Linked DNA regions of Homo sapiens: regions 1 and 2 are each linked to region 3. A link is a loop called in an ENCODE intact Hi-C map of the cell type or tissue named here. Cell type or tissue: ascending aorta. All regions are shown on one strand. Links, peaks and the distances in the headings refer to the core of each region. The heading gives the core; the rest is flanking DNA. Region 1 has its middle 29 kb from the start of LINC01365. Region 2 has its middle 44 kb from the start of LINC01061. Region 3 overlaps MAD2L1 (mitotic arrest deficient 2 like 1).

Region 1 (10,720 bases), core at 3,174-8,173, 220 kb before region 3:
TAAAGATGCTATCTGAGACTGGGTAATTTATAAAGGAAAGTGGTTTAATTGACTCACAGTTCCACATGGCTGGGGAAGCCTCAGGAAACTTACAATCATGGTGGAAGGTGAAGGAGAAGCAAGCACCTTCTTTACAAGGCAGCAGGAGAGAGAGAGTGCACAAGGAAAACGGCCACTTTTAAACCATCAGATCTCATGAGAACTCCCTCACTATCACGAGAACACGGTAAGGAAAACCGCCCCATGATCCAGTCACTTTCCTCCGGCACCCTCCCTCAACATGTGGGGATTAGACTCAGAGATGAGATTTGGGTGGGGACACAGAGCCAAACCATATCAGATATGATCCAGCAGTCTGGCTTCTGGGTATATATCCAAAGGAATTGAAATCACGATGTGGAGATATCTGTACTTTTTTGTTCATTACAGCATTTTTCAGAGTAGCCAAGATACGGAAACAAGCTAAATGCGAATTGATGGATGAATAGATAAGAAGCATGTGATGTGTATATATATTATGTGTGGAGGGAAACATGGAGCATGACCTAACACAGCTACCAGCATTGATTTGTGAGTTTTGTCTCAAAACCCTTCGCGCATATTTTCTGTGTCTTATTTTTTGGGGGCACATTCTCCTACACTTAAGCATACATACAGGGAAATACTATATGTTAATGGTTTTCCAAATCACGAGTTTGTTTTTATATAGTTATTTAGTTATTTTATTAACCGAGTCTGGTATCTACTGCAAATATGATTATATATTTTCTTCATTCCTACTCCACCTGTTGGGTTAGGAAGCTGTGTCTTAGGAAATGAAAGCGGTGGATATAAATGGTCCCTTATTTTGTCATTTCTACTCTATGATTCTGTGTGGGTGGAACTGGCTATCTGTAGAACTTGATGCAAATAGCTGCTGAGGCTTCCAAGGCTATGTCACTTACCAAACTCCCTTCTGGGCAAGAACTCTGGAGAGGTATGTATCAGTTTGCAGCATGCTCTTTGGTTTTGGCAGGTATTCTTCACAGTTTACAGTTTGGGACTATTCATAGTTTGACCAGTTTTCTATCCTTTTTTCTTTGTTATTTTGTAGGCACAGCTAGTGTAGTGAAATCAAAACAGTTTTATCATGCCATGTTTTGCCAGAAATCCCGTTTTAATTAGGCAAGAGATTGAAAGGGATATTTTATATTTACTTCTTTCAGAGTACTTGCAATGAAACAAAAGTAGAGTTACTTTTAACTTATATAGCTTTTAATTCTTTCTGCATGTCAGTGGGGCTCAATCAATAACAACATAAAGAGAATGAATTTAATAAATCTAAATGGATGATGCTCTAATTTTGGATATAACTAATGGAAAATGTAAATGACAGCTTAAACTTCCACATTGTTTATTAAACATGTGATAAATATAGCCTTTTCCCTGCATAGTACTCCTGAGGAATCTTCTCATCTGGAGACTCATATAAAATTATGATAATATTTTCCCTTTTCCCTGAACAATCTTCTCTTTAAAAAATCCTTAGATGCTTAATCGGCTCAACAGTATATTAAGAATAAATGGCTTCCCTAGGGCTATGGAGCGGAAATGAAAGTATTATGAGTATTAGGACTAGCAGGAATATTTGGGTCATAAATGGAAATGTCACAGTCTCCTGGAACTGTTTGCTTTGCATATTTATGATTTTAGTTATTTATACCTAGCTTTGTTTTTAAAAGGATTTCAGACAGCTTACCAAAGTATAGACAATAAAAACAAATAAGTGAGGGAATCAAGGTAAAGACAATATATTACGGAAAAAAACAAGATGAAACAAGGAGTGAGTGAATATAACATTTGCTGCAAGATTCAATCTACTTACTAAAAGTGGGCTGGCTATCTGGCTCAGAGCTTTCTAGCAGCCAAAGTGAAGAGGGAAATGTAATTAGTTTCAAGATTCACAAACTCATTAAGAGGTAATCCAGGCTGCCTCTCAGGAGACCTGCCCAGTAATCCTGGTATTAAAATACCAGGTTTAAATGTAATGACTTGTTTTCTTGACAACATAGGTAGGGTAAATAAAACAACAAATTTCACAGAGAAATTTCTTGGAATCTTCTTTAATAAGTTCAATGGCATAACACTAAAGAAGAATTCATTTAAAATTTATTCCAGCAGAGACTAGAATGGTACCATTCAGGTACAGACTCCTACTGGTCTGTAGAGTCTTAGAGTATTCAAAGGAAGTGAAGAATTATGTATACATTTCACAAATGATATCTTTACATTTTAGTCATTGTTTTAAATATGATACATGTGCATTAAAAATCAAGTAATATGAATTAAGTTTTAAAAACCCCACCCACCTTTACTCTCCAGGAATACTCATTATTAAAAATTTGGATTTTTTTCTTTATATAAACAAAAATATTAATGTACAAGTGTGTGTGCACATAAACACACCAGCACACCCCTGAGACTAGAGTTAAATTCTAGTTTCCACCACTCGCAAATTTAGAGGCATCATTTTTTAGTCACATACTTGGTGTAGGATGCAGCTGCGGGTCCACATGGACCAACAGGATAATTTTGTTTAGACAGAGTGCTCTTCATGCAGATGACTCCAAATAGACACCTGCCAGGGCATTTACTTAGGGATGCTGCAGTGGAGCAGCTGGTGAGGTCAAGCTCTGTTTCACCTATGGTCTGAATGTTTATGTCCTCCTACAATTCGTATGTTGAGATCCTCACCCTCAAGGTGATGGTGTTAGGAGATGGGGCTTTTGAAAGATGATTAGGTCATGGGGGCAGAGTCCTCATGAATGTAATTAGTGCCCTTACAAAAGAGACCCCTTACCCCTTCTACCATGTGAAGACACAGTGAGAAGACAACATCCATGGATCATGAAACAGGCCTTTGCCAGACATTGAATCTGCTGGTGTCTTGATCTTGAACTTCCCATCCTCCAGAACTTGAGAAATAAGTTTCTGTAGTTTATAAGCTACTCAATTTATAGTGTTTTGTTATAGCCACTCATAATTGTAGTAGGATTTACTTACAAAATTCATAGTCAAACTTCCTAATTTTAAAATTCTTTATTATTTAAATTTTTTTAAATTACTAATTTCTTTGCCTGTGATTGGAAGTTTCAGAACATGCAACATCTATGATGTCTGCCTTTCAGGGCAGATAACACAGTAGTAATAGTGGATCAAAGGAAGTTACAAATGTAGAGATTGAAAAATAAAAAATGAACAGAGATTAGGAAAAAATAAGTTAGAGGGAAAAATAAATATCAAATTCTAAGGGTAAAAATATTTTTAAAGAAAATAAAAGCAGGAAAATAATGTTTTTAAACATTTCTTTTTTTAGTTTCAATCATGGGAGTACCTGTGCAAATTTGTCACAAGTGTATGTTGCCTGGTGCTAAGGTTTGGGCTTCTATTGATCCCATAACCCAGATAGTGAACATAATACCCAATGAAAAGTTTTGTGGCCCTTGGCCCCTCCCTCCTTCCATTATTTTGGAGTCCCCTGTGTTTATTGTTCCCATCTCCATGTCTGTGTGAGCCAAAGATTTTGCTGCCACTTATAAGTGAGTAGTATTTGCTTTTCTATTTGTCTGTTATCTTGTTTAGGATAATGGCCTCCAACTACATCTGTGTTCCTGCAAAAGATATGATTTCATTCTTTTTTATGGCTGCATAGTATTTCATGGTGTATATGTACCATATTTTCTTTATCCAATCTACCATTGATGGGCACCTATGTTGATTCTATCTTTTTGCTATTATGAATAGTGCTGTGATGAACATGATTACATATGTATTTTTGGTAGAATGATTTATTTTCTTTTGTATATATATATCCAGTAATGGTATTGTTGGGCCAAATGGCAGTTCACGTTTTAGTTCTTTGAGAAACCTTCAAACTGCTTTCCACAGTGGTTGGACTAATTTGCATTCCTGCCAACAGTGTATAAGCATTTCCTTTTCTCTACAACCTCACTGACATATTATTATTATTATTATTATTTTACTTTTCAGTAATAGCCATTCTGACTGGTGTGAGATAGTTATCTTGTGCTTTTGATTTGGATCTCTCTGATAATTAGTGATTTGGAGCATTTTTTCATGTTCACGTCCTTTGCCCACTTTTTAAATGAGGCTCTTTATTTTTTTCTTGTTAAGTGCTTTATAGATTCTGGATATTAGGACTTTGTTAGATGCATAGTTGGCAAATATTTTCTCTCATTGTGTAGGTTATCTGTTTACTTTGTTGATAATTTCTTTTGCTGTGAAGAAGCTTTTTTGTTTAACTAGTTCCCATTTGCCTATTTTTCATTTTGTTGCATTTGCTTATGGGTTCTTCATGATAAACTATTTGTGTAAACTAATGCCTAGAAGAGTATCTCTTAGGCTTTCTGCTAGAATTTTTATAGTTTGAGGTCTTACATTTAAGTCTTTAATCCATCTTGAGTTAATTTTTGTGTATGGTGAAAGGTAGGAGTCCAGTTTCATTCTTCTGCAAATGGTTAACCAGTGGAAAATAAAAAAACAGGCAAATAGTTACTAAAGTAAGGATAAGGAGATAACAAATATTACAATATAAATTAAAAGGAAAAGTCATACAAAAATAATACCAAGTAAACAAGCTAGAGTTTTAGAAATCAAAACAAAACAAAAAGTTAATATTTTTGGATAGAAATTATATTCAAGCAAGAAAAGAAAGTAGAAAAATGTAAAGAATGGGAAAAAGGAAAAGACAGACAGACAGGTGACTACTGTAGGTAAGTAACTAGAGTTCTTAAGAAAATCCTGAGATGGCTCTCTGGCTAGCTCCTTCCAGGGAAAGAACAAAGATGACTGACTCTAATATGATGCCCTTAAACTCTGGCACTTTAACTCAAACCTGCAGGCACAAACTTGTAGGCACTCTCTCATAATCTCAGGGGTGGTGGTTTTTTATTTCAAACAGGCGGTAGTCTGTTGTGGTGTTTCTGGGTGGTCCATGTAGCTATTAACATTGCCTTTAAATACCTTTCACATAACTGTACTATTGGAGTATTATAAGAAGTTGGAGAAAAATCACAAACATCCATAGAATTTATAAGCTGTTCAGTAATCCACAGCAAGGAATGTCACTTCACCATTGACGGTAATAGTTGGCATATTCATTGGAATTGTCTCTAAAGTAAACTTTAGAGCAATCTGCTTTGGATTTCTCACTTTATAAAAATGATTCAATATTTTTAAAATATAGACCAGAAAACAAAAAAAAGAAAGAAATAAATAAATGAGAAAAAAGAAAGAAGAAAAAGAAAATGAAAAAAAGAAAGGAAGTAGTAGAAAATGCCTTTTCAAGGCCATGGTTCTAATCAGTGTACATCTGTAGATAGTAATGCCATTTTTCCATTATTGATTTTTGTATTGGGGGACAACATTCTTGAAGGTATAACTGCAATAGTAAGTAAGTATGACTGCAAAATTCAGTAGCCCTTGCTATGCTTTGCTTCTGAGTCTCTGCTTCATTTGTTCTAAGAATTGCCCAAAATAACATGAGAGAATAGTATCAAAAACTACTCAGTGTGGACTTGAATGCCATAAAACTCTAGACAAATAAACTGTTTTAGTGAAATTTGTCATAACATGGACAAACTAGTGAAATTTTTCATAACATATTCTCTCCAATGTGAACTGATACTTCATCTGTGGTGTGATCATACGTGTGCGTGTGTAGCTTCCACCTTGGTATGCTTATGCTTTATGGACTTTTGTACCTTTGGCAACAAATGTTATTACATCTACTTTCCCATGGCTTTCCCCTACTGTGAGTGGAGTGGGAAATAAAATATGCTTTTTTAACTTCCCTTGGGCTTTAAATAAAGTTAGACTATGACTAGGCAACCAGCAACGGGAAACAATGAGAAACAAATGGCAAATTCTCGCAAGTCAAGTCCTTCCTGTAAGGTCAACTCTAGCACATGCACTGCATAGCAGCTAATAATAATAAAAAAGAAACAAGCAAAGCCCTGCAAGCCTTTTGCTATTTACTGCTATTTCCTCTGCCCTCCACATTGGAGGCTTTGTATCCCTGGGACATATGTAGTTGTCAATGTTAATCTTATTTAGTAGGTGAAAACATGAAAATTAATGTAAACTGATTTACATAACTGTGAGTTCCTTAAGGATAGGAATTGTATTCTATTGGTACTTTGAATCTCCAGACAGAGAACAATGCCTAACTTATGTTAGTTGCCCAAGAACAACATAATCCCACCTTCATATACTTGTAGCACACAGATACACTGTTCTGCCAACCCCTATCATGAAGAAGATAAAAAATAGTGCTATAGACACAAAACTCTGAACTCTCCACAAAACATATAGCTCTTTCAGGGTTGTCACCTCTCTACTTGTTCCAGGTTGGGAAATGTTTTGGAGAATATGAAAACATCTTGATTTTCAGATGATGCACGCCAAAAAGATTTGTATGAGAAATAGTAATATGGGACCAAAGTATCCAATCAGGAAATCTTATTATTTTGTCTTTAATAATTTTTACTTTGGGAATTAATAAACAAAACAATTTTCAATAGAATTAACAATCCATGAGATGCAACATAGTGAGTGAAAAAAGCCTGGAGTCATTTAGAGTCACCTGATATTTGCTGAATTGTCTATTATATGTCAGGCTTGTGCTAAGCTTTGGTAATATTGAAATGAGTTAGACAGATATGGTCCCTGTCCTCATAGAGCTGACATTTTAGAGGAGGAAATAGGCAAAAGCCAACCAACTAAACAATATCTTAAGTGGTTCACAGGAAAGAAACATGGTGCTGAGATGGGGCAGGGCAGTGGAGGAGGGAGTTCCAGAGGGAACCTCCTAGGACCTGACTAGGTAACAAAGGCTGAGATCAGAAGGGATCCCAGACTCTGGAGAGGAATATTCCAGAACCATGAACTTACAGAAGCAAACGTTTTGAGATGGGAAAGAATTTGCATGTTAGATCTAGGTCTCAATATAAACATGGTCATTTATGAGCATAAGCTGGCAATTTCCTTTATCTAAGACTCTTAGTTTCACATTTGTAAATTCAAAATAATAATGCCTATGTTGAAAGTTGATGTGAAAGTTAAAGCTTTCTGTGGCAAAGTGCCCAAGACATTGTAGACCTTCAGAAAATGTTGTTTCTCTTTTCTGCCAATATTTTATAACTTCAGATGAATTCCTTACAAAAGTCATAGCAATAACAGCAACAATAAAATGTTAACACTTCCCAAAGATGTGTCATTTTTTTTCCAAGTAGCACTTACTGTAAAAAAAAAAAATCCAACTCTTGGAGGCTTTAAACAGGATTCAGCTGTACCCTAACAACTGTGAAGGTCACAGATTACCATGCCTATTTTTTAATCCAAGTATATTTCAGTGACTGCAAAAAATCAAAAAGGAAATATAACAGATTGAATTCTTTACTTGGTAAGTTTTCAGCAATAGATTAGTGTGTATTTAATGGACTTTTCAGCATGAGCTAATTTAATCTCTTTTACACTAAACAGACTCTTATACAAGACTTCGCAATGCTGCTGTATCACCATCAGGATTATTTTACTATCTATAGACATTTTACGTTTTAAACAGCCCTACAAAAACATGTGTCTGTTTATACGACCTTTCATAACTATTTCAGTTGGGTTTTGTCAACCAATTGTAATCCTTGTTTTCTTAACAAGAAAGCAATCTTCCCATTCTTGAAGGAAGTACATTTCATGCATTAAACTATTAGAGCAATTTAAGTCTTGAGTGAACTCTGTTCACCAAAACATATTCCTCTGAGACAAAACCACAGCCATAAATTGACCCACAAAAAAGTAATCCCTGGGATTAGTATCTGTACAGCTTCATGTTCTGCTGAAAAACAAATGAGCAAACAGGAGCACTCCTCATAACATGCATCCTCAACACACACACACACACACACACACACACACACACACACACACACACACACACACACACAAACACAGAGGGCCGTGGCATAAACCAGAACCGACATGGTGGCTGTCATGATTGCATAAAGGGTTGAGGATATAAATCAGCTCTGGGTTCACAGGACCCTAGATCCCTTGAGTATCTGGAAAAAGACATGTTTTTTCCTAGGAATGTTCTACTCTGTCTTGGATGTAAATTGGAGGTAGCTATGTTCTCTTGCCACTGAGACCTCTAGTTAGCAAGGTTGAGGTTGCTAGGAAGAATTAATGGGGGAGAAACCATATAGGTTTGCAGAGGAGTGAAAATTGCAATTTGGAGCTTGTGGTGGTGCTAAAGAGAAGAAAAGTGGAAAACAAGAGGTTTGCTTGACGGGAGAACATGGAAACTCAGCAGAAACCAAAATTGTGGCATAGGTAAAATAAAGCAAACTGAAATAACTCATTGTAGGCAAAGCTAGGGTGAGTTATCTGGGTTTAAAAAATACTATTTTAAGAGAATGAGAAAATAATATATTTGGTTTAAATTATTCTGAGGAATGTGGAAATTGTTTCTAATAAGGGAAAATGAAAGGAGATACCTGTGGATTGAGATTAAAGGTGATTTTTTAAAAAAATTTGATACCTGTGAAGACTCAGAGTGACTGAGTAAGATAAATATTACCTTTGTCTTTGGCCAGCCAAATTTATGTTCCCGTTTTTTCTTTACTAGTGACATTTCTTTCTTGAAATTCTTGCCTAGAATGCCCCTTATCTCTCCATTTATCTAAATTTCTTGCTTCCTGTTAAAGTCTTTCCTCCTCTGTTGAATTTCTTTTACTGACTCTATTCTCAGTAATCTTGCCTTCCTCTGACTTTCCTTAGCTACTCTTTATTATTGAGCTGTAAATCCTAGCTGAATCTAAAAGGTGAAATAGACTGGTTGTGAAATTGGTAGAATGATGGTCCCTTTTGGGTACCATGTGCAAGAATTGTTAAGTTTTTGTTTCGGGAGCAGCAGGAGGGAGGAGTTTTGTGAAAGTTAAGTGGTGAAGACATGATCGCTATGTAGGGGATGGGATTGAATTTTTATTCTTCTAGCCTTTAGGATAGATTTTGAGCCCAGTGGCAACAGAAGTGGAGGCTAGAAGCTGGAAGAACTGTAGTTATGAAAGACTTGTAGAGACATTAGATACATGCAGCATCGCTTTGTGGCCCATCAGATCACTTATAGCATAGATTTTCATGAGAGGACAAGCTCCAATCATGCCTTCACCTCCTTCTCCAGCTACAGAATCCAGTGTTGTGTTGTTACTTTAAGAGTCAGAAGGCCATTGGTGTGGGGTTGTTAAGCATGCCAGATTGTGCTCCATTGGATAGCACCAGGAGCAGAAGTGATGGAGTGGTACTCAGATGAAGAAGACAGAGCTGAGGCACACAGTCAGGCGGGTCCCAAAAAAATGCAAGACCCCAAAGAAGACTCCCAGAAATGTATAGGGGAGATTCAGAAATAAAGGAGAAGGGGATGGGGGAGGGGCTTAATATCTTCGTAAGCAAATACAGGCTGCAAACCCTAATAATTTGGCATAAATATCAATATAATTTTATTTCTGAACATAGGCTAGTATAGTCATTACCGTCTATTTCATTTACAACTTGCCAACATAATACAGTTTTCTCTTAAAGAAAAAAACCTTTAGGATCAGTGGCACATGTGCAAGTTTGTTACATCGATAAACTTGTGTCATGGGGATTTGTTGTACAGATTATTTCATCACCCAGGTACTAAGCCTAGTACCCAATTGTTATTTTTTCTGATCTTCTCACTCCTCCCACCTTGCACCCTCAAGTAGACCCAGGCTCTGTTGTTCCTCTCTTTGTGTCCATGTGTTCTCGTGGTTTAGCTCTTACTTAAAACTGAGAACATGTGGAATTTGGTTTTCTGTTTCCCTGTTAGTTTGCTAAAGATAATGGCCTCTGGATGAAGGACATGATCTCATTAATTTTTATGGCTGCATGGTATTCCATGGTGTATATCTAACACATTGTCTTTATCCAATCTGTCATCAATGGGCATTTAGGTTGACACCATGTCCTTCCTACTGTGAATGGTGTTGCAATGAACATATGCGTGCATGAGTATTTATGGTAAAATGATTTGTATTCCTTTGGATATACACCCAGTAGTGGGATTGCTGGGTTGAATGGTAGTTCTCTTTTTAGCTCTTTGAGGAATCACCACAATGCTTTCCACAGAGGCTGAATTAATTTACACTCCTACCAACAGCGTATAAGCATTCCTTTTTCTCTCTAACCTTGCTAGCATCTGTTATTTTTAAACTTTTTAATAATAGCCATTCCGACTGGTGTGAGATGGTGTCTCATTGTGGTTTTGATTTGCATTTCTCTAATGATCAGTGATGTTGAGCTTTTTTTCTTATGCTTCTTGGCCGCATGTATGTCTTCTTTTCAAAAGTGTCTATTTATGTCCTTTGCCCATTTTCTCACGGGCTTGTTTTTTGCTTGTGAATTTGTTTAGGTTCCATATAGATGCTGAATATTAGACCTTTGTCCTTTGTCAGATGCACAGTTTGCAAATATTTTCTCCCATTCTGTAGGTTGTTTGTTTACTCTGTTGATATTTTCTTTTGCTGTGCAGAAGCTCTTTCATTCAATTAGATCTCATTTGTCAATTTTTGCCTTTGTTGCAATTGCTACTGGCATCTTCATCATGAAATTTTTGCCAGATCCAACATCCAGAATGGTATAG
Region 2 (10,720 bases), core at 3,052-8,051, 590 kb before region 3:
TCAACATAATTTGCCACTAATATTCAGTCCCTTCACAGGACACGTGATTCACTGGGAGTTAATAAATTAGCAGCTGGCAGGCAGTGACACACAGCAAAAATGAAAACCAAGAGGTGAAATAGTTCTGAAATAAAGGTTTTAAAGCTAACAGAAATCACTGAATTACTAAGTCATTAGCACTAATTTTGAGCCAACTAACTAATTAATATGAGATGATACAACGTCCTATACTTTGGTATATACAGACTATGTTTAAACAATGTCTGAATGTCTGTAACGTGACTTTCAAAATGCTCCTGGCTTTACAAAGATGTGATTAAGATGTAGTAATACATGCTAAACCATTTCCCCCTGCAGAGCATGTGGTAACTTTCATCAGTCACATTGAGAGTCCAGAAGATAAAGGAAAAGGTCGTGGATTTCGCTGAGAACTTGCCAGAGTTGAACTCCCTCATTTTCCGTTCCCCAGCATTAGCGGGTTCTGGGACTGGTGGCTGTGGTGGCTCGTTGGTCTTTGTGTCCTAGAAGGTGGGGAATAATCATCATCTTGAAAAAGAAAAAATGGTCATTACTGAAGGAACCATCTTAGTTTACAGCCACCTCTGGGTCAATTCCCAACATTCAAAAGCTGAGCAGGGCTTTAAAGCTATCTTAATAATTATTTCTGTATTGCAAACTTCAGCAATCTTTTTTCTAGTTACATTTGAAATGTTATTCTTTTGGGATGTGCTCAAGTGAATACTGCTTTTTCCTCTGTCTTGCTTCATTACTTTTTAGTTTGCTTCAATTGAAGCATCATTGTAAGTCTCCCCTTCTCCTCAAATAACTTTAAATTGCTGCCAAGAACTATGTTCTATTTTAAGGCTTTTGAGAAAAAATTTTCAATGAAGATAGCCACCTAAAGTTATACAAATATAGAAGAAACGGGATAAAATAAAGCTTAGATTGGAAAAAATATTTAAGATTATACAAAATTCAAGCATAAACAAGGGAAACTGAGTAATTGTATATTCAAATACTTTTAACAAGTGCAAAACATGTAGGCTTAAAGAAATAGAGCTGGCCAGGCATGGTGGTTCACGCCTGTAATTCCAACACTTTGGGAGGCCGAGGCAGGCAGATAACTTGAGGTCAGGAATTCGAGACCAGCCTGGCCAATATAGTGAAACCCCCTCTCTACTAAAAATACAAAAATTAGGCCAGGAGCAATGGCTCATGCCTGTGATCCCAGCACTTTAAGAGGCTGAGGAAGGTAGATCACCTGAGGTCAGGAGTTTGAGACCAGCCTAACCAACATAGAGAAACCCCGTCTCTACTAAAAATACAACATTAGCCGGGTGTGGTGGCACATGCCTGTAATCCCAGCTACTCGGGAGGCTGAGAAAGGAGAATCCCTTGAACCCGAAAGGCAAAGATTGTGGTGAGCCGAGATTGTGCCATTGCACTCCAGCCTGGGCAACAACAGCGAAACTCCATCTCAAAACAAAAAAAGAAAAAATTAGCCAGGTGTGGTGGCACATGCCTGTAATCCCAGCTACTTGGGAGGCTGAGGCAGGAGAATCGCTTGAACCCAGGAGGCTGAAGTTGAGGTGAGCCGAGACTGCACCATTGCACTCCAGCCTGGGTAACAGAGCAAGACCCTGTCTCAAAAAAAAAAAAAAAAAAAAGAGAAAGAAAGAAAGAGGGCTACATTATTTATGAAACAGATACTGTTAACTCAGTCACCAGAAAGCCTGTGTATAAATGAGCAGTGAGATATTCAAGCACAGCACACACACACTTCTCAAGACAGCTGTCGTGAGAGTTCCAAGCTCGTTTCCTTCTGGATACATCAGCAACTCACTCTGCTATGATCCTGCAATACATCTCATGTTAGAATTAGACACATCTGGGCCAGGCACAGTGGCTGATGCCTGTAATCCTAACACTTTGGGAAGCTGAGGCAGGCAGATCACCTAAGGTCAAGAGTTCAAGACCAGCCTGGCCAACATGGTGAAACGCTGTCTCTACCAAAAATACAAAAAATTAGCTGGGCATGGTGGCGTGCCCCTGTAATCCCAGCTACTCGGGAGCCTGAGGCAGGAGAATCGCTTGAACCCGGGAGGTGGAGGCTGCAGTGAGCCGAGATCATGCCACTGCACTCCGGCATGGGGGACAGAGCAAGGCTCTGTCAAAAAAAAAAAAAAAAAAAAAAAGAAAAAAAAAAAAAACAGAAACAGAAAAAGAAAAAAGAATTAGAAACATCTGAATCAAATTAGCTGCCAGTCTCGCAAAGTGTCGGGTAACATCCTATTAAGATTGCTGCTTACACATCATCTATAAAATACTGAAAATATCATTTTAAGAAATCTTTTTTTTATTTTGAGACAGAGTTTTGCACTTGTTGCCCAGGCTGGAGTGCAATGGTGCGATATCAGCTGACTGCAACCTCTGCCCCCTGGGTTCAAGCAATTCTCCTTCCTCAGCCTCCTGAGTAGCTGGGATTACAGGCATGCGCCACCACGCCTGGCTAATTTTGTATTTTTAGTACAGACAGGGTTTCTCCATATTGGTCAGGCTGGTCTCGAACTCCTGACCTCAGGTGATCCACTGACCTTGGCCTCCCAAAGTGCTGGGATTACAGGTGTGAGCCACCATACCTAGCCAAGAAACCCTTATTTGAAAACAAGCCAGGCGCAGTGGCTCATGCCTATAATCCCAGCACTTTGGGAAGCCAAGGCGGGTGGATCACTTGACGTCAGTAGTTTGAGACCAGCCTGGGCAACATGTTATAACCCCATCTCTACTAAAAATATATTTAAAAAATTAGCTGGGTGTGGTGGTGGGCACCTGTAATCCCGGGTTCTCAGGAGGCTGAGGCAGGAGAATCACTTGAACCTGGGAAGTGGAGGTTGCAGTGAGTGGAGATCATGCCACTGCACTCCAGCCTGGGTGACAATAGAAAGACTCCATCTCAAAAACAAAACAAAACAAAACAAAAAACCACTAAAAAAAGACTCCATTTCAAAAACAAAACTAAAACCAAAAACACAACACAAATGTAGTATACAAATGAAAATAATTACTGTGTTAAACACAGTTTCATAGAAAATAAAAGACCAATCAAATACAATAAGCTGCCTTTTTAGATGGGTATGTTATTCTTCTTTTACAGCTAAAGAAACCGGCTCAGAGAATGTTATTTGATTGGACCGTGTTGCATCTCTGGACAGTGCAGCTGAGATCAGACTTTGTGTGTAACTCCACTAGCCTACCAGGGTGCCTCTCATAAAGGTAAGAAATGTAAATTTGGCCTAATATAAAAAGTTGCCAGGGCAGCACTGGGTCAATTCTACATACAGTACTTCTATGTTCATCAAGGGAAACCTTAAGGGAAAGTGAAAATGCTTCTAGAAGGTGACTGGACACCAGCGCCTTTGCTTGTTGCCTTTGGGCTCTTCTTCTAAGGCCAACAGTGACCTGAAATTATTGACTGACTTTTCCAATCAAGTGGACAAAATGGTACCAAGGTCGCCAACATCAGACAAATTCACTTGAGGGCCTTATCTATGTGCCTTGAAAGACAAAACTGCTTTTGTAAAGGATACTGTATTTCAGAAAAACATAATCATATTAACAACTAATAAGACTGTAAAATGCTGATGTGTTGAATGCTACTTTAGAAAAACATGCTCAAATCTAGGGAAAAAATTTGATACAAAACTACGTATCAATTATCTAGCTAGCTAGCTAGCTATCTAGAGACATGCTTTCACTCTATTGCTCAGGATGGGAAGCAGTGGGATTATCATAGCTCACTGCAGCCTTGAGCTCCTGGCCTCAAGTGATCCTCCTGCCTCAGCCTCCTAACTAGCTAGGGCCACAGGTGGACACAGTTACTCCTGCGTTTTTGTTTGTTTGTTTTGTAGAGACAGGGTTTCACTACATTGCCCAGGCTGGTGTCAAAACTTTGGAGTCTCGCTATGTCGCCCAGGCTGGGGTGCAGTGGTGCGATCTCCGCCCAATGCAACCTCCGCCCCCCGGGTTCAAGTAATTCTCTTTTATCAGCCTCCCAAGTAGCTGGGACTACAGGCATGCGCCACCACGCCTGGCTAATTTTTGTATTTTTTGTAGAGACTGGGTTTCACCATGGCCAGGCTGGTCTCCAACTCCTGACCTCAGGTGATCCACCCGCCTCGGCCTCCCGAAGTGTTGGGATTACAGGTGTCAGCCACTGAGCCTGGCGGAGCACTTTCTTATGTTATTAAGTAGCCTAACCCAGGTGGGGCGCTGTCCCTCACGCCTGTAATCCCGACAACTCTGATGGCCAAGGTGAGAAGATCGCTTCAACTCAGGAGTTCGAAACTGACCCGGGCAACATAGCGAGGCCCCCCCCCCACCCCATCTCTAGAAAAAAAAAATACAAAAATTAGGCCAGGTGCACACCGCGCCCGGCTAATTTTTGTATCTTTTGTAGAGACGGGGTTTCGTCATGTTGCCCAGGCTGGTCTCGAACTCCTGAGCCCAAGCCATCCATCCTCCCGCCTCGGCCTCCCAAAGTGCTGGGATTACAGTAGGGCCCAGCCAGCCTCATGTTTTATTTAGCAGTCCCTCCCTGTTGCACACTTGGATAGTTTTTTAATTTTTTTACACAGGGTTTACCTCAATCTCGCAGGCTGGAATGCTGTGATGGGATCATAGCTCACTGGAGCCTTGAACCGTTGGGTTCATACTTGAGGGCTGGGGGGCTGAGCCCCCCTCAGCTGGGGGGAGCTGAGGTAGGACTACAGAGATGGGGTTGCGCCATGTTGCTAGGCTGCTCTTGGCCTGAAGGGTCCTCCCGCCTCGGCGGCGCCAGACATAGTTTTCTATTTTTGACCAACATAAACACTGTGCTGGGTCTGAATTTTTCAGCTACCCTTCTTCGGCTGGCAACACACAGGACCTGGCGGGGAGGTCGCTCTTACCAGTCCCCACTCTGACGAGAAGACTGCCCAGCTCCAGGCACCGTAGGGCCCCAGTGACGTAGCCGAACACCCACGCCTCTGACGTCGCCAGAGGCCCACCTCTATGGTGTCGGCGAAGGCGCGCCATTGTGACGTCACGGAAGGCGCGCTCTTGTGACGCCACGGAAGGCGCGCTCTTGCGGCGTCACGGAAGGCGCGCTCTTGTGAGGTCGCAGGGGACCGCCACTCACGCGGAGCCAATCGGAACTCGCGGCGGGGCTGCTGGGTCTTCCAGGAGCGCGCTTGAGCGGACGCTGCCTACCGGTGGCCGGGCGGGATGTAACCCGCTGCTGAGCTGGCAGCTCTGTGTCGCTAGGCTTCGGCCCGGCCGCCGCCGCACATAAGCTGCGAGGAGGAGCTTTACGACTTCCCGGTCTTCGGGGCCGGGCGCAGCAAGGGCCAGACTCTGCGCTAGCAGGCGCTGCGCGCCAACCGGCCGGCACCTGTCGCAGAAGGTGCAACCGATCGCACTGTCGCGCCGAAGCTCCTCAATGGCCAGCGCCAGCTGCAGCCCCGGCCGCCCACTCGCCTCACCTGAGCCTGGGTACGTGCGCCCCACAACACCTCCCCCAGGCAGGGCCCGGGGACCCCCGGGAGCGTCCCCGGCTACCTGGCGCCGCTCATCCTGGGTAGGGTTGGCCCCCTCTGAGGCTGCCCGGCATGAGGGAGCTGCACCCCTGAGCTTGACCTCTGACGGCCCTTTGTAATAGCATTAAGTCTTTGAAACTTTGTAGCGGGGTAGAAGGGGCTAGGAAACGAAGAAAACATCTTTTTAAAAATATAAGCGGTCGGCTGGGCGAGGTGGCCCACGCCTGTAATCCCAGCACTTTGGGAGGTCGAGGCGGGTGGATCACGAGGACAGGAGTTCAAGACCAGCCTGGCCAGCATGGTTTCACTGAAACCCCGTCTCTACTAAAAACACAAAAATTAGTCGGGCGTGGTGGCGGGTGCCTGTAATCCCAGCTACTCGGGAGGCTGAGGCAGAGAATTGTTTGAACCCGGGATGCGGAGGTTGCAGTGAGCGGAGATCGCGCCACTGCACTCCAGCCTGGGCAACAGACCAAGACTCCGTCTAAACAAACAAATATATGTGTGTATATATATGCGATCGAGCCCGGGAGGTTGAGATTACAGTGAGCTGAGATTATATAAGCGATCAAGCACTGGAGGTTGAGGTTACAGTGAGCTGAGATTGCGCCATTGCACTCCAGCCCGTGTAACAGAGGGAGACTCTGTCTCTAAAAAATTATATGCAAGTGAGCGCTTTTCTTCCAGCGCTCATGCTCAGACTGAAGAAAGTAATTGGGCCAGGCCTGGTGGCTCACGCCCATAATCCCAGCATTTTGGGGAGGCGGAGGCGGAGGCGGAAGCGGGTGGGTCGCTTGAGCTCAGGAATTCCAGACTAGTTTGGGCAACATGGTGGAACCCTGTCTCTACAAAAATACAAAAAATTAGCTGGGCATGGTGGCACGCACTTGTAGTCTCCGCTACTTGCCGGGCTTAGGCGGGAGGATCGCTCGGCTGCAGCCTCGACCTCCTGGGGCAATCCATTTCAGCCTCCCAAAGTGCTGAGATTACAGGAATGAGCCATCGTGCCTGGCTTTGCACTATATTTTAATACTTTTTTTGAAAATGGAAACTTTTACAGGCAATTTACTTCAAACTAATGATAAGGAAGTGATGCTGTTCTGTTCTGTTTTGTTGTTTTTGTGTTTTTTTTTTTTTCTTTTTTGAGATGGGGTCTTGCCCAGGTTGGAGTGAGGTGGTGCAAACAAGGCTCACTGCAGCCTTGACCTTCTGGCTCAAGGAATCCTTCCCCGTCAGCGTCCCCGGTAGCTAGGACTACAGGTGCATGCTACCACGCTTGGCTAATTCTTTTTTTGAAATGGAGTCTCACTCTGTCTCCCAGGAGTGCAGTGGTGCAATCTCGGCTCACTGCAGGCTGGTCTCAACCTCTGACTTCGGATGGTCCACCCACTTCTGCATCCCAAAGTGCTGGGATTACAAGTGTGACCCACCGCGCCTGGCGATTTTGCTCATTTTAGATACTAGAACTTTTTAATTTAAAATTTTTTTTTTCCTGAGATGGAGTCTTTGTCTCCAGGCTGGAGTGTAGTGGCGTAATCTCGGCTCACTGCAACCTCCGCCTCCTGAGTTCAAGCGATTCTCCTGCCTCAGCCTGCCAGAGTTGCTGGGACTACAGGTGCGCACCACCACACCCAGGAGTTCAAGGCTGCAGTGAGCCATGATCGTACCACTGCACTCCAGCCTGGGCAACACAGCGAGACCCTGACTCCACAAATAAATAAATCAACATCATATGATCTGTACCAGGGTATAGGCAGGTGCTATGATCCCCACTTTTCATCCTCAACTCTAAGTTGAGTCATACATCAACCTCTAGTAAAAAGTGGCATGCTCTCAGTCAAAGGGGTAAGCCCAAACCACGTGGAGAGAATCTTATCTCTTTTGAGAGCTAATATAAAAAGAATTCCTCCTAGGCATAAAAATATTGTGACATCAGTTACTTAGGCTAAACATGCCTATTATGCTAAGTGAGTTATTAACAATAAATACTTTAACTCTGTGCCATGTTACTTATCATAATCTGATTTATAATTTGTTTTAACCTTAGGTTATATATACCTTGAAGCCATTTATATTTTGGTATACTTGTAATAATTACTATACACTGGACTATGTATATTGGACTAAACACGGAGAGTCAAAAAAGAGTATGTGGTCAGAGTAGAAATCATGCCCTAGCTTCCTTCGTGTCTACCTCCTACCTTGAGTAGAAGTGGTAGAAAAAGTAATTACCTAAGATTTTTTGGATTCTGGTTTGTGGAGAAGCACCCTTATATTTAGGCTGATGGGCGGCAAAATTAGAAAGTATTTTTTGTGATTTAGACTTTTATACAGAGATGTTCATTGTGATTAATCTTTGTATTAGCAGATTTTTGCTTTTTATAGCTGCATGATTTCTTGTTTATTATTCATTCATTATTGTCTATTAATAAAGAAAAACTTTATTTCACTGAAGCAGTGATATATAATCCAACTTGGATTTTTAAATAATGACTGACTTTTTTCTTTGGGAATACATTACTGTTAAAAATGTAATTATTAGATACATTACTTTTAATGAATATAAGTGGTATAATTAGAAGGCTGAAAAGAATCCTTGGAAACGTGAGTTTAATTTGATAGCTAAGAAACTGAGGACAAGATACTTATTCTTTGTAGCATATTTTCTAATGTCATTTCATTGTCTCACCAAGAAATACTTGCATAAAGCAAGTTCAATTACAGCATCTGTTGAATATTTAAGGTTGGGTAAAGTGGGTGAGTTTAACAGATATTTTCCCTTATTTCTTTTAGGCGAATCTGGATTGGGAAAGTTGACATTAATCAACTCATTATTCCTCCCAGATTTGTATTCTCCAGAGTATCCGGGTCCTTCTCAGAGAATTAAAAAGCCTGTACAGGTCTAGATATTGGTATTTTTAATTGATGATAAGCTGGAATAATATTAATACACACAAAGCACGTGTTGTAACTTTTATTATGCTTCCTTAGAGGTAAGATGCAAATTTGCCCTCAGCCAGTGTAAGATGGTAAATATGACTTCATAAAATTAAAAAAACAGAAGAAGTACAGTTAATCGAATTATCTTGACTAGAACTTTCCAAATTTGTCCTAAGGATTCTCCTAGAGATGACACTGTGACATAGTAACCAATTCCCCTGGAGTTGTGCTATGTAGTATGATAGTCATTTGCCACATGTTTAAATCAATTAAAATTAATTAAATTAAAATGCAATTTCTCATTTGCTCCAGATATATTTCAAGTGCTCAACAGCCATATGTGGCAAGTGGCTGCCATTTTGTGCAGCACATATATGAAGATTTTCATCATTGTAGAAAATTGCATTGGACAGTGGAGAGAAAACATGATTCATAGAAAAACTATTGTTATTTAAATACAGTGTTCTATATTAGTCAGTGGGATAATACCATATCATAGTTGAATGGCAATAGCAATTCTGTAAGACTCCCAAGCTATATGTGATCTAATTTACTGCTTCTCAGTCTTTGCTATGCATTCCAATCCTGGGTATCCTGTTAAATTTATTTCTTCTAGTAGTTCTGAGATGGGCTGCCTTTCTACATTTCTAACAAGATCCCAGGTGATGCTGATGCTGCTGGATGGTAGATCACACTTTATAAAGCAAGGGGCTAGACTCTAGATATGCACTTTTTATTAAATAGTACAGCAGCCTGTAGCCACATGTGGCTATTAATCTTTGAAATGTGGGTAGTCTGAATTGTGATGTTCTGCAAATATAAAATATGCCACAGATTTCTAAGACTGAGCATGGAAAAGAAAATCTCCGTAATTTTTTATATTGATCGTATACTGCAGTGATAATATTTTGGATGTATCGGGTTAAATAAAATTGACTGATTTCACCTTTTTCCTATTTTAAAAGTGGCTACTAAGAAAATTTTAAATTACTTACATGACCGACATGGTATTTTTATTTGGCAGCGCTGCTCTAAGCTGTTGATGAAAAATATTGTTGGTGAGCTCTGCTTAGGTAATATATAGGACACGAGCAGAGAGGAGGCACGTGAACAGTTCTGGCTGGAGTAGGCTTCATTGAGGCCATGATGCTTTTAGCTGGATTTGAAGAAGTGGTAGTGATCATCCCAGTGCACAGGATAGGAGGACAGTCTATATATTCTGAGCAGTAACTCATATATATCATACTGCAAGACCCCAAAGGAGTAATTTTGTGAAGTAAATCTTATTTCTCCTTTTTAATGTTTCTATTTTAGGAATTTTTTTTTTTTTTTTTTTTTTTTTAGTAACCTTCAGAGGGCTTGAGATTTCAAATTACCTGCAAAATTCTACTCTAAAAACTTGATCCTACATGCTTATTTATTTTGTGATAAATATTGGAAATTTTAAACCTAAGCAAGAAAATGAACTTTGAACTTTCTTAATTTGGGTATCTATTATGAATACCTTCACTTAAGTATTTATGAATTTAGATATGAAAGGTAAAACTAACCACTGTCCAAATTAATATACAGTTCATTTCCAGAACCCTAGTTTCTTCCATGTGCTCACTCGCATTCAGTATTACAACCCCCAAAGATAAACACCTTACTGACTGCCTTCTCCATAAATTTGCCTGTTCTTGAACGTTATATACGTATACTTTTTTGTATCTGTTTTCTTTCAGTGAAGATTATGTCTGTATTATTTACTCATGTTGGGTGTAGTTGTTTTTTTCATCGTCGTATAATACTCCATTGTGTGAATGTATCAGTATATCCTTTATTATTTATTGTAGATAAGCCTTTGGGTTTTCAGTTTTTTACTAACGGGAACATTCTTGTGCATGTCTTAGTAGACTTAGGCACTCATTGCTGTTGTGTGTGCATAAAGATATAAAGGTATTTGAGTTTATTTTATTTGATTTCTAGTGAGGTTGAACATGTCTTTTGTACTCAATAACTTCAGATTTCATTAAAGTCTTTTGGTAATCTTAATATTTTCTGTCATTTTCTTGCTGATTTATAGGAGCTTGAAAAATCACATTTGAGAAGAGGATTGGATCCTAGCCATAACATAAATATAAGGGTAATTACATCCATGCTGAGAAAGATTTAGGAATGATAGTAAGTTCATTTGAGTGAGTGGTTTGGGCCAAACTTGATAGAGA
Region 3 (10,720 bases), core at 2,197-7,196:
AATCCTCTCAAACTCTGCCACTGCTTTATCGGGTAAGTTTATAAAATATTCTAAATCCTTTGCTGTCATTTCAACAAGTCACAGCATCTTCACCAGGAGTAGATTTCATCTCAGTAAACCACTTTATTTGCTCATCCATAAGAAGCAACTTCTCATCTGTTCAAGTTTTTTTATTTTTATTTATTTATTTATTTTTTTGAGAGAAAATCTTGCTCTTGTCACCCAGGCTGGAGTGCAATGGCACGACCTTGGCTCACTGAAACCTCTGCCTCCTGGGTTCAAGCGATTCTCCTGCCTCAGCCTCCCGAGTAGCTAGGATTACAGGCACCTGCCACTACACCTGGCTAATTTTTAGTAGAGACAGGGTTTCACCATGTTGGCCAGGCTGGTCTCCAACTCCCGACCTCAGGTGATCTGCCCGCCTCGGCCTACCAAAATGCTGGGATTACAGGCGTGAGCCACTGCACCCAGCCGTTCAAGTTTTGTCATAGAATTACAGCAATTCAGTTTCATCTTTAGGTTCTACTTATAATTCTAGTTCTCTTGCTATTTCCACCACATATGTGCTTACTTCCTCCACTGAAGTCTTGCACACTTCACACTCATGCATGAGGGATGGAATCAACTTCTTACAAACTCCTGTTAATGTTTATAGTTTGACCTCCTCCCAGAAATCATAAATGTTCTTAATGACATCTAGGATGGTGAGTCCTTTCCAGAAGGTTTTCAGTTTGCTTTGCTCAGATCCATCAGAAGGATCATTATCTATGACAGCTATATCCTTAAAAAATGTATTCTTAAATAATATCCACGTGCCACAGTATGGATGCTGTGTTAGCAGGCACAAAGACAACTCTAATCTCCTTGCACATTCCCATTAGAGCTCTTGGGTGACCAGGTGTATTATCAGTAAGCAGTAACATTTTGAAAGCAATCTTTTTTTTTTTTTTTTTTTTTTTCCGAGCATTAGTTCTCAGCAGTGGGCTTAAAATGCCATGCTATAAACAGATGTGCTGACATTCAGACTTTGTTGTTCCATTTCTAGTGCGCAGAGTAGATTTGGCATCATTCTTGAGGGCCCTAGGATGTTCTGAATGGTAAATGAGCATTGGCTTCAACTTAAAGCCACCAGCTGCATCAAACCCTAACAAGAAAGTCAGCTTGTCCTGTGAAGATTGGAAGCCAGGCATTGACTTCTACTCTCTAGCTATGAAAGTCCTAGATGGCATGTTCTTACAATATAAAGGCTGTTTGATCTACATTGAAGAATTTGTTGTTTAGTGTGGCCACCATCTTCAGTGATCTCATTTAGATCTTCAGGATCACTTGATGCAGCTTTTATTTACACCAGCATTTGCTGCTTCATGTTGCCCTTTCATGTTATGGAGATGCTTCTTCACTTTAACCTCATCAACCAACCTCTGCTAGCTTCCAACTTCTTTTCTTCAGCTTCTTCACCTCTCTCAGGTTTAAGAGAATTGAAGAGAGTTAGGCCTTGCTCTGGAATAGGCTTTGGCTTAAGGGAATGCTGTGGCTGGTTTGATCTTCCATCCAGACCACTAGAACTTTCTCCATATTGGAATAAGGCTGTTTCGCTTTCTTATCATTCATGTGTTCACTAGATTAGCACTTTTACTGTCCTTTAAGAATCTTTACTCCGCATTCACAACTTGGCTAACTGTTGCAAGACTCTTCAGTCTTCCTGGCTTTTGACATGCTTTCCTCACTAAACTTAATCATTTGTACCTTTTGATTTAAAGTGAAAGACATGCAACACTTTCACTTGAACACTTAGAGGTGATTAAGTTCATCTTAAGTTCACAGGACACCAAAATAATCACAATAGTAACATCAGAGATCACTGATCACAAAAATGAATATCATCATAATGAAGAAGTGTGAAATATTGTGAGAATTGCCAAAATGTGACAGAGACACAAAGTGACTGTGTGTCGTTAGTAAAAAAAACACTGATAGATTTGCTCTATGCAGGGTTCCCACAAAGCTTTGATTTGTGAAAAATGCAGTATCTGTGTGTGTGATAAAACGCACAACAAAACAAGGTATGCCTGTATTAGTTTATGTTTTGGGGCACACAGTGTATACAAATATGATTTTAAGACATCAACCAAAAGGAGTAGGGACGAACCTGTAAGGGAGCACAGAGGTGGATGTTATTGAGGTGAAGCTGGTAAAAATTCCAATTAGATTGGCATAACTTTAGGATGTCAGATGTAATCCCCATGGTAGCCACAAAGAAAAATCGCTATAAAATATGTAAAAATGGAAATGAGAAAGAAATGTAAACGTTTTAATATAAAATATCAAGTGAACACAAAAGAAGACAGTAATGCAGAAAATTATTGACAAAAAACTACAAACCATATAGAAAACAAGTAGCAAACTGTTAGAAGTCCCTTTGTTGTTAGTAATTACTTTAAATGTAAATGCATTAAACACTCCAATTAAAGGATTGGCCAAATGGATTAAAAACCATAATCCAAATATATGTTACGTGCAGGAGGCTCACTTTATTTTTTTTTAATTTTGAAATTTTTTATGAGATATGGGATCTCACTATGTTGCCCAGGCTGGACTCGAACTCCTGGGCTCAAATGGTCCTCCTGCTTCAGCCTCCCGGGTTGCTATCACTACAGGCATATACTACTGCGCCTGACATTGAGATTCACTTTAGATCCAAAGGCACAAATAGATGGAATGTGAAAGAATGAAAAAAAGATGTTCCATGCAAACAGTAACCAGAAGCGAGAAGAGATGGCTATACAAATATTTTTTTAAAAAAGCTTTAAATCAGAAAAGACAAGAACAAGAGACAAAGGAGGAGACAAAGAAGGACATTGCACACTTAGAGGGTTCAACCCAGCAGAAGTTATAACAAGTATAAACATGCATGCATCTAAAAACAGTCAATTAAAATACATAAAGCAAAAACTGAAAATTGCATGGATAAATAATCAGTTCTACAATAATAGTTGGAGATTTTAATATCCCACTGTCAATAATGAATAGGACAACCAGACAAAAAATAGGTAGGAAATAGTGAACTTAAACAACACATGAATCAGCTATATCTATCAGACAAAATTATGATTACAAAAAGAAGCATGGTGGTTACCAGGGGCTGGAGGGAGGGGAGAATGAGGGGTTATTGTTTAATGGTAATAGCATTTCCATTTTACAAGATGAAAAAGGTTATGGAGATGGATGGTGGTGATGGTTGCCCAACATTATGAATGTATTTAATACTACTGATTGTACACTTAAAATAATATGATGGCAAATTTATGTTATGTAAAAAACAATTTAAAAAACTAGAAAAAAATGAGAAAAAAGCCAATAAAAATTATTCTTGTTATTTATTTTAATTTGATAGATGAGCTCTTAATAGAATAACAGTGACAGAGTCTGTGTCTCAGTCAGCTCAAGCCACCATAACCAAATCCCATAGACTGGGTTACTTAAACAACAAAAGTTTATTTCTCACAGAAAAAAATTATTTCTCACAGGAGGTTTAAAGTCCAAGATCAAGGTGCTGGCATTTTCAGTTTCTGGTAGGGGCTCTCTTTCTGGCTTGTAGACAGCCACTTTTTAACTATATTTTTACATGGCAGGGAGAGAGAGAGGTGAGGGCGTCAATATATGAATTTAGGGGGACACAATTCAGTCCATAGCAGTCTCTCATTTATTTCTTTAAACTGAATTTTCACCCTAAAAATCACATAGAAGAGATAGTACAAGGTGATGCTATGCCAGTAATACCAACATTTAAGCACATCACAAAGACAAAACTACACTATTTCCTCTTTCTCTCTTTCTCTCTCTTTCTCCCTCTCTCTCTTTCTCCCTCTTTCTTTTCTATTTTCTTAATTCTATTTTTTCTCTTAAAATTTTTAATCGATGATAAAATGTCTGTATAGAAAAGGAGGTTGTATACTGTTAAGAGCATGAGCTCTGGAATCAAACTACTACCTGGTTTTGAACCCCTGATCATTACTCACTACCTATGTGACACTGGGAAAACCAGTTATACTATTAAAGCCTCCATGTCCTCATCTGCAAGACAGAGATGATGATAAGTTACCTCATAGGGTTGTTATGAATTTTAAATAATACCATAGAAAACTTTCTATGGTACCCAACATAGCAATCTCTCAGCTAATGTCAATTATGCTTATGGGAAGACTTTACATTTCAAAATAGCAAGCAATATTACAGATATTCTTCCATGACCAAAGGGAAGGCAGAGAGAAAAGGTAGTAAAGTCAATCGAGCAACTACAGGTGGCCAAGCTCTTTGCCAGGTAGTTCATGTACATCATTTGCATTTCCTCGAAGTAGCCTTATGAGATAAGAATTTTCATTTTTACAGATGGAGAAACTGAGGCTCCATCAGTTAAGTAACCAAGAGCCACATACCGAACAATTCAGAGAGTCCAGTGTGTCTGATTCCAAAGTCACATGGTGTTTCCACAACGAAACATTGTTTCCTCCCAGATGTGTGTTGGCTCGGGGGGCAGGACTATATTTTAAAGCACATCGCATTTAGGCAGGCTCCTAAATTATTTAGCTGGCATGTACATGCGAATATCGTCATCATCCTTCAGCGTTTGTATTCGGTGCTCATACTCCACTCAATCTCTCCTCCCCAAAATGGCTGGTTCTGGAACCCCTAAGCACTTGGCAGCATGTTACCAACTCTCAGACAGGAAGTTTTCATTCTCTTCCACAGTTGATAGTCGATGCCTGAGACTTTAAGGAGCCACACCGCGGGCTTGAGAGACGCTGGGAGTCGCAGTCAGGACTGCGAAAGAACTCAAGTGATGATTCACCTCCTGAGGTCTACTTGCTCACATCTCTATGGCAGATACCGGGCTGCGAATTGTGGCTCCCTTTTGACTAAACCTTTTCACTCCCTGCTTAGCCTGGTCTCTATCCTGGGTCACTGCCACTGTGAGTAGTTTCGCTTCTAATTCTGGCCATCTGGACCTCTACTTCCCAGTTCCTGATTTTTGCCTCCACAAAGTGAAGGATGCCCAGGCCCTGAGAGCAAGCACGTACTCCACTGCCCTTTGCTGCCCTCTGCTGACCATAACTGGAAATGATGGTTACTCTTTCAGGCCCTGTCTCAAGGCAGGTACTACAGTGAGAAGAACGAAGCCTGGAACACAAAATTTTGAGGGTGAGCCCCCAAACTAACTAAATTAGATAAATAATATTTTAATGCAATAGTTTTAAAAGTCAAAATAACTGTAAAAAATACATGATGAACAAAATATGTAAATGTACCCTAAATCATACTCCTAGCTTCTGTGTACACAAGCCATGGCATCTGTCTTTTTATTAAAGGGAAAGTCCTAGTATCACAGTAGAAAACCATGCTACCAGTATTGATCACCTTTTTTCCATCATTCACATAGATTTTTAAAACTCACAAAATTTAGAAGAAATAAACAGCAAAAATGAGAACGTCCAAGTGGAGCAGATATACTAGGTGACTCCTGAAGAAAGTAGGTAATTAAGAGAACAGAAGAAAAATTGATCTTTCAACAAATATTAACATCTTCATAGTTAAGAAGCAAATGAATGGGTGGCTAGAATCAAGCACAGTAAAAAATGTTTATGTTTTATGTTTAATTTCTTGGATATTAAAGATATAGGCTAAATGAATAATTTCATAAGAAGGCTTGAAGATTGAGTTTATGGACTCCTTTTCTATCTTGTCACTTGGAACATTCATCGTTCAGTATTAATGAACTAGATTACATTTTCTCCCCTTAATAGGTAGACTCATGCTATTTGATCAATCAATAAGGGGTAATTCAATAATCAGGATAATGAAAATGCTATTTCAATTTGTAGAGTCAACAAATCAACGAAACTGGAAGACAATAATAACTATAAAAGAGAATCTAACTAGTATTAAAATTGATAATGGAAAAAACACAAAAGTCTGAATGTTAAGGTAGCAGAGAGATGTGGCCAGCAATGTCAGACACAAATTCTTGTACCTTCTATAGCAAGGAATCAACATACTAAAATTGATGTAACAAAATATAGAGCTTGAACATATTCTTTAAAATTATAAAGATAACCACCAGAAGAAAATAATATGACTAGAAAAACTCAGGAGTAGATGGATAAAGAAATACGAACTAAGTTTCTCATCTTTCAATAGATGTGACCTAAAGTTGAAAAACAACAACAAAAAAAATAGTAATATTAACATATGCTTAAAGGTATGGTGATAACCACTAACAGAACAAAACATGTTTGAAAATAAGGAGCTAGATTAGACGTGGGGAGTGGGGGAATGAAGACAGGTGGATAATTTACTCTTCACTTGGTACCATTCTGTACTGTTTGATTTTATTAACTTATGAGCATATTAATTTTACACTATAAAAGTTAAAAAAATGAAAACAAAACTTTCTGCAGCTGCAGCTCTTGGCACTATTTCTTTCCCCAGCTGCAGTCACTCTCCTCATACTCATGGTTAGGTCCAATTGAGACAGGAAGAAATTAAAGGGCAACAGAAAAAGTACCTGCCCTGAAGTTCAGGGTTTCTGGGGTCTTCTTTCAATTTACTGTGTTCTGTCTTTACAGGGGCCTAATTCTTTGGAATACTAACTTTTGACTATTTCAGTCCATCAGATCTAGAATCTCCTTAAAGCTTTGCTAAACTTTGACATCATTCTCTTATTTCTTGAGAAGAGTAAGCTTGACTCCCTGGCTCTTTCTGTGATCCTTGAGTTTTAACTTCTTTTTTTTTTTTTTTTAATTTTGACTATGGTTAACTATTGGTCAGCTGGGACCAACCTGACCTGCCCAGGTAGGAATGAAAAGCATATGGAATAGTGGTGACAATTACTATTATCTGAATAAATACAATATGATATATTATTAAGTTAAAATAGTGCTAAGGGAGTAGAGTGATGGTCACTACTCCATTCCTCATGTTTCCACAAAGGAGAGACTTCACGCTCCTAGAGAGAACGCACCTGAAGATATTTGGGAATAGAGGTTTAATCTAGACTAATCACAGTCTTGCACTGAAGTGCTAAAAGCATGAAATGCAAGACATGAAGAAATCAAAACATCTAAATTTTCTAAGAAGGAATAATGTCTCAAATGTCATTCACTGAGAAAGTAGGTAATATACATGGGGAGTTTGCCAGAAGCATTGCCACTACACCTACCACCACCACCACCACACACACACATACACACACACACACTAAACATGTGGAAGCATAATTGTTGATGGGCAGTTTCTGCTCAGTGTATATAGATTTACAGCCTGTGAACTCTTGACACTGGCACCGCTGGCTGGCCCTCCCTGGAACAGAAACCCAGCTGTTTTCAGGTCCTTCTGTCTACAACACAGGTACCATTAAGTTATCTGCCATGCTCTTTGGGTGGCGACAACCGTGTCAAAAAAGATTACACCATTCACTTAATTTGGGGACCATAATTTTGCTTGTAATAACTTACATAGTGGAGCCACAGTTTCTTTTGTGATTAGTTACCCCTTGGAGAGCTGAATTACTTAGAAATTTGAATTAATTTTGAAAAGACTGAAGAAGCTGTAACCATTCCTATGAAAGACGGCCCAGGTTATAGCTGAACTTATAGGAACCCAGAGATCAGTGTAAGACCCTCTGGCTGAGAATGAGCCAATTGTATAGAATTGGGAATGAAGGAATTTGACCTTAATTTCTATGGGCTTTTCATTTGCAAGGGAATTTAGTCTGGAGGGTTAAAAAATGAGAAGAGTTTCATATTGTTCAACTTTAGAATATTTTTATGTTGTTGATCTGGTCTTGGCATTCATGAATACATTCATGAATGTATACATGAATATAAAATGAATACATTCATTAATTCTGGACAACATGACTGAGCATAATCAGTAATAGGAAATAGAATGGGGAATACATTTTCTGCTTAGGGTGCTGCATGCAGTTCTGTCTGACTCATGTTGCTAGAGACTTTTGTTGGCAAAAAGCGAAATGCCCATTGGCAGCTCTGGAGGGAATTAGTGTGGAAAGAAGGAGGGTTTAGGAAAGTGAGAACATGACGGCCCTGTGAGCAAGCAACTTCCCTGCTGAGAGGAACAGCCCACCCTGGCTTACTTCCAAGTTGCTTAAGTCCAGTGGGTTATGACATTGTTTCCCAGCCTTCCTTCATATGTGGCCTTCGTGTCTGCATATCGCTCACACTAATACTGATATAATATTTTTCCTTAAATATTGTGTATACTTTTAAAATCTTTCGCTCAATTTTTTACTCATGATAAACAATGTTACATATTTTTCTGATTACAACATATATATTACTAAAACTTTTTAAAAAAATGCCTGTCATCATGCTACCTAAAATCAACTTACATAATGCCAGTGGAACACACACTGTAATATACCAAGAGATGAAAAAGCTGGCAAATAGCAGGAGGGATGCTTGTTACTCCACTCTTAGGGTTTCTGTTCCAATCCTGATGACAGAAAACAGCACTGGAGTAACGTTCTGGGGCCCTCTCTCCACTTTTTCTCTCAGCCCATCCCAAGCAGCAAAGAAGAAATTTTTCCATGGCTTGTAGCAGCTCGAGTACAGTGCTTTCTAATTTTGCCCTTGGCAATTCAGCATGCAAGGCTTCCTCCTAGGTTGGAGTTGGGCTGGAGAAGGAAGAATGAAGTTGTCTGGCCCTTCCACCTGTGACTACACAGGCTGCTTGGTTCACTTAAGAAGGAGTAGCAAACCCTATTTCTGACTTAAGTGTAAGGCTCATTCTCCAATCCAGCTTTACTATAGAGTGCTGTAATTTGGGTAATAATACATATAATAAATTTCAATCTTCTTCTGTTTCCTGCATCTATGTCTCAAGTTGGTTAAAACTCACAAAGTAGAAGGATCAGGATTACATGTTAAACACAAATTCCAACACACCTTTGGTTACAAAAACAAGTGAAAGAATTAGAGAAGAAATGTTGCTGGAAAGAAAATGAATGCTCCTGTTTTAAAGCAAAATGCCCTGTGTGAACATTTAATGGCAGTATTATGAAAAGTTAATGCAATATTCAAATATTTTGACTACAAGTTCTTACTTCCTCAATTTGGAGTGAGATTCACACGGTATTCTAGTCTTTTTGTAGCTAAGTCTGGAGCAGGAGAACCCTCCTCTGTCCCCTAGACTCTGAGAGGAAACAAGATATAATAAAAGGATTTGGTTCCTATTGGTTTGGGAATTGGGCCAGCACATGGATTCTGGATGTTTGCAGTTGGGCAAATTACTTAACCTTCCTGAATCTTAGTTCTTAAATCTATAAAGTGGGGATATCAATTCTCACAGGGTTGTTGCAAGGATTGAGATAATGCATGTAATGAATGAATTTGAAGACTGATCCCTTCCCTGCCCACAAACTGAGCTAAAGATGTTCTATAAAGGATTCAGACTCCCCAGTGTTTCTTCATGGTTTTGCTTTATGGGTCTCCTCTGGGGCGATGGAGGCATCAGCGGAGTTGTAGAATTTCCATTTTGGATGCAGTCCTTCTCTCCCCACCCTCTTCTCCCTCACAGCCCTAAATTGAGGTTTGGGGGCTGTTCCTTGCTCCAGAGGACTCCTCATTTGGAACTCAGACTTAATTTCCTTTATCTCATGGCTCTCCCCATGTCCCATCATCAGTTTCTAAGACCACAGCTTGTGGCCCAAGTCTTCCATTTCCCCACTAACCCCAACCTCCATTCATTTAGGAGTCAGCTGAACAGATGTAAAGCACTTCAGTGGTGCCTGGCATACAGTAGATGATCAATACCCATGAATTTCCTTTCCTAGACTTGGAGGCTGTAAGCTTTACAGCCTGTTTTTAAAGAGCTGTACTGACTCTTATGAGTGTGAACACAGTGATCCAATAACTGCATGTTAGATATGAAATATTTTGCACATCACAGACCCAATCTTTAAAACCACTAGCATCTGTACTTGGTCAGTGAGACTGCCATTTCAGAAAGAAATTCATATCCATGTCTAGGCATCCACTAGATATGTCCATATCTAGAAAGTTTTTTAAAGTGTTTGGACTCTTTCCCTTGCAAGGAAATGGACTATGGGTGGTCCAGCTTATATTTGGGATGCCTTTTTCCACACAGATAAAATTCCAAGAAAATAAGATTTTGATCTCATGTAAGTTCCTTTGTGCAAACAAGCTTGCATAGCAAAATGGTGCAGATAAATGTAGATGAAATGGGCTTTGTACAAGTAAATGTAACTATATTATGTTTCTCTGGTATAAAAATAGATCACATGGTGGAGGACAAAAATAGGTGACATGGTAACATAAACCAACTTGTGTAATCAGAGGGTCAACTCTGACATTTTTCACTCTAGGCCTTTTCTAATAGTCTTGTTGCTAGGGCTACAATGTTTTTGCCAGATTGGAACAGAATTGTCAACTCTAATGAAGATTAAGTAGCTTGCCCAACTACGTTTGTTTTTTTTTTTTTTTTTAGCCTCAGTGAATACTGCTGGCTTTAAAAGTCATAATTATGAAGAATGGAAATATCTCTAAAAGATCTATTTTTAAAAATATATAACTAATAAAATTTAAAATTGAGTAGACAGTTTCCATTTCACAGCTATTCCAATATAAACTTTTATCAGTCACATTGAACAAAATAACTAGAAATATTTCATACATTTAAAAAA

What was found. Peaks named below come from ENCODE experiments on the same cell type or tissue, not always from the same donor. Only the 100,000 strongest peaks of a DNase experiment are listed, where the experiment ranks them.
Region 1: a loop joins it to region 3, with 9 times the contacts of the local background. A loop is called at or near these places in 4 of 110 quality-filtered maps.
Region 2: a loop joins it to region 3, with 5 times the contacts of the local background. A loop is called at or near these places in 13 of 110 quality-filtered maps.

The regions. Positions count from the first base shown.
Region 1 is chr4:119,827,966-119,838,685 of GRCh38, forward strand. No RefSeq gene overlaps it. Among named protein-coding and RNA genes, the nearest start is that of LINC01365, 29 kb to the left of the region's middle. In ascending aorta, for the core only: no CTCF peak of the experiment used is centred there; a DNase peak (open chromatin) is centred at 5,936; H3K27ac peaks cover 4,956 bases.
Region 2 is chr4:119,449,605-119,460,324 of GRCh38, forward strand. It overlaps the pseudogene GTF2IP12 and the pseudogene SEPTIN7P14. Among named protein-coding and RNA genes, the nearest start is that of LINC01061, 44 kb to the left of the region's middle. RefSeq lists an enhancer at 4,740-5,279. In ascending aorta, for the core only: CTCF peaks have their summits at 5,282 and 5,501; DNase peaks (open chromatin) are centred at 5,137 and 6,317; H3K4me3 peaks cover 2,255 bases; H3K27ac peaks cover 1,790 bases.
Region 3 is chr4:120,044,972-120,055,691 of GRCh38, forward strand. MAD2L1 (mitotic arrest deficient 2 like 1) reads right to left here. Exons shown (of 5, transcript NM_002358.4): 5 at 10,652-10,720. Among named protein-coding and RNA genes, the nearest start is that of MAD2L1, 17 kb to the right of the region's middle. RefSeq lists an enhancer at 4,728-5,107. In ascending aorta, for the core only: a CTCF peak has its summit at 5,106 (motif pointing left); a DNase peak (open chromatin) is centred at 5,070; H3K4me3 peaks cover 938 bases; H3K27ac peaks cover 2,158 bases.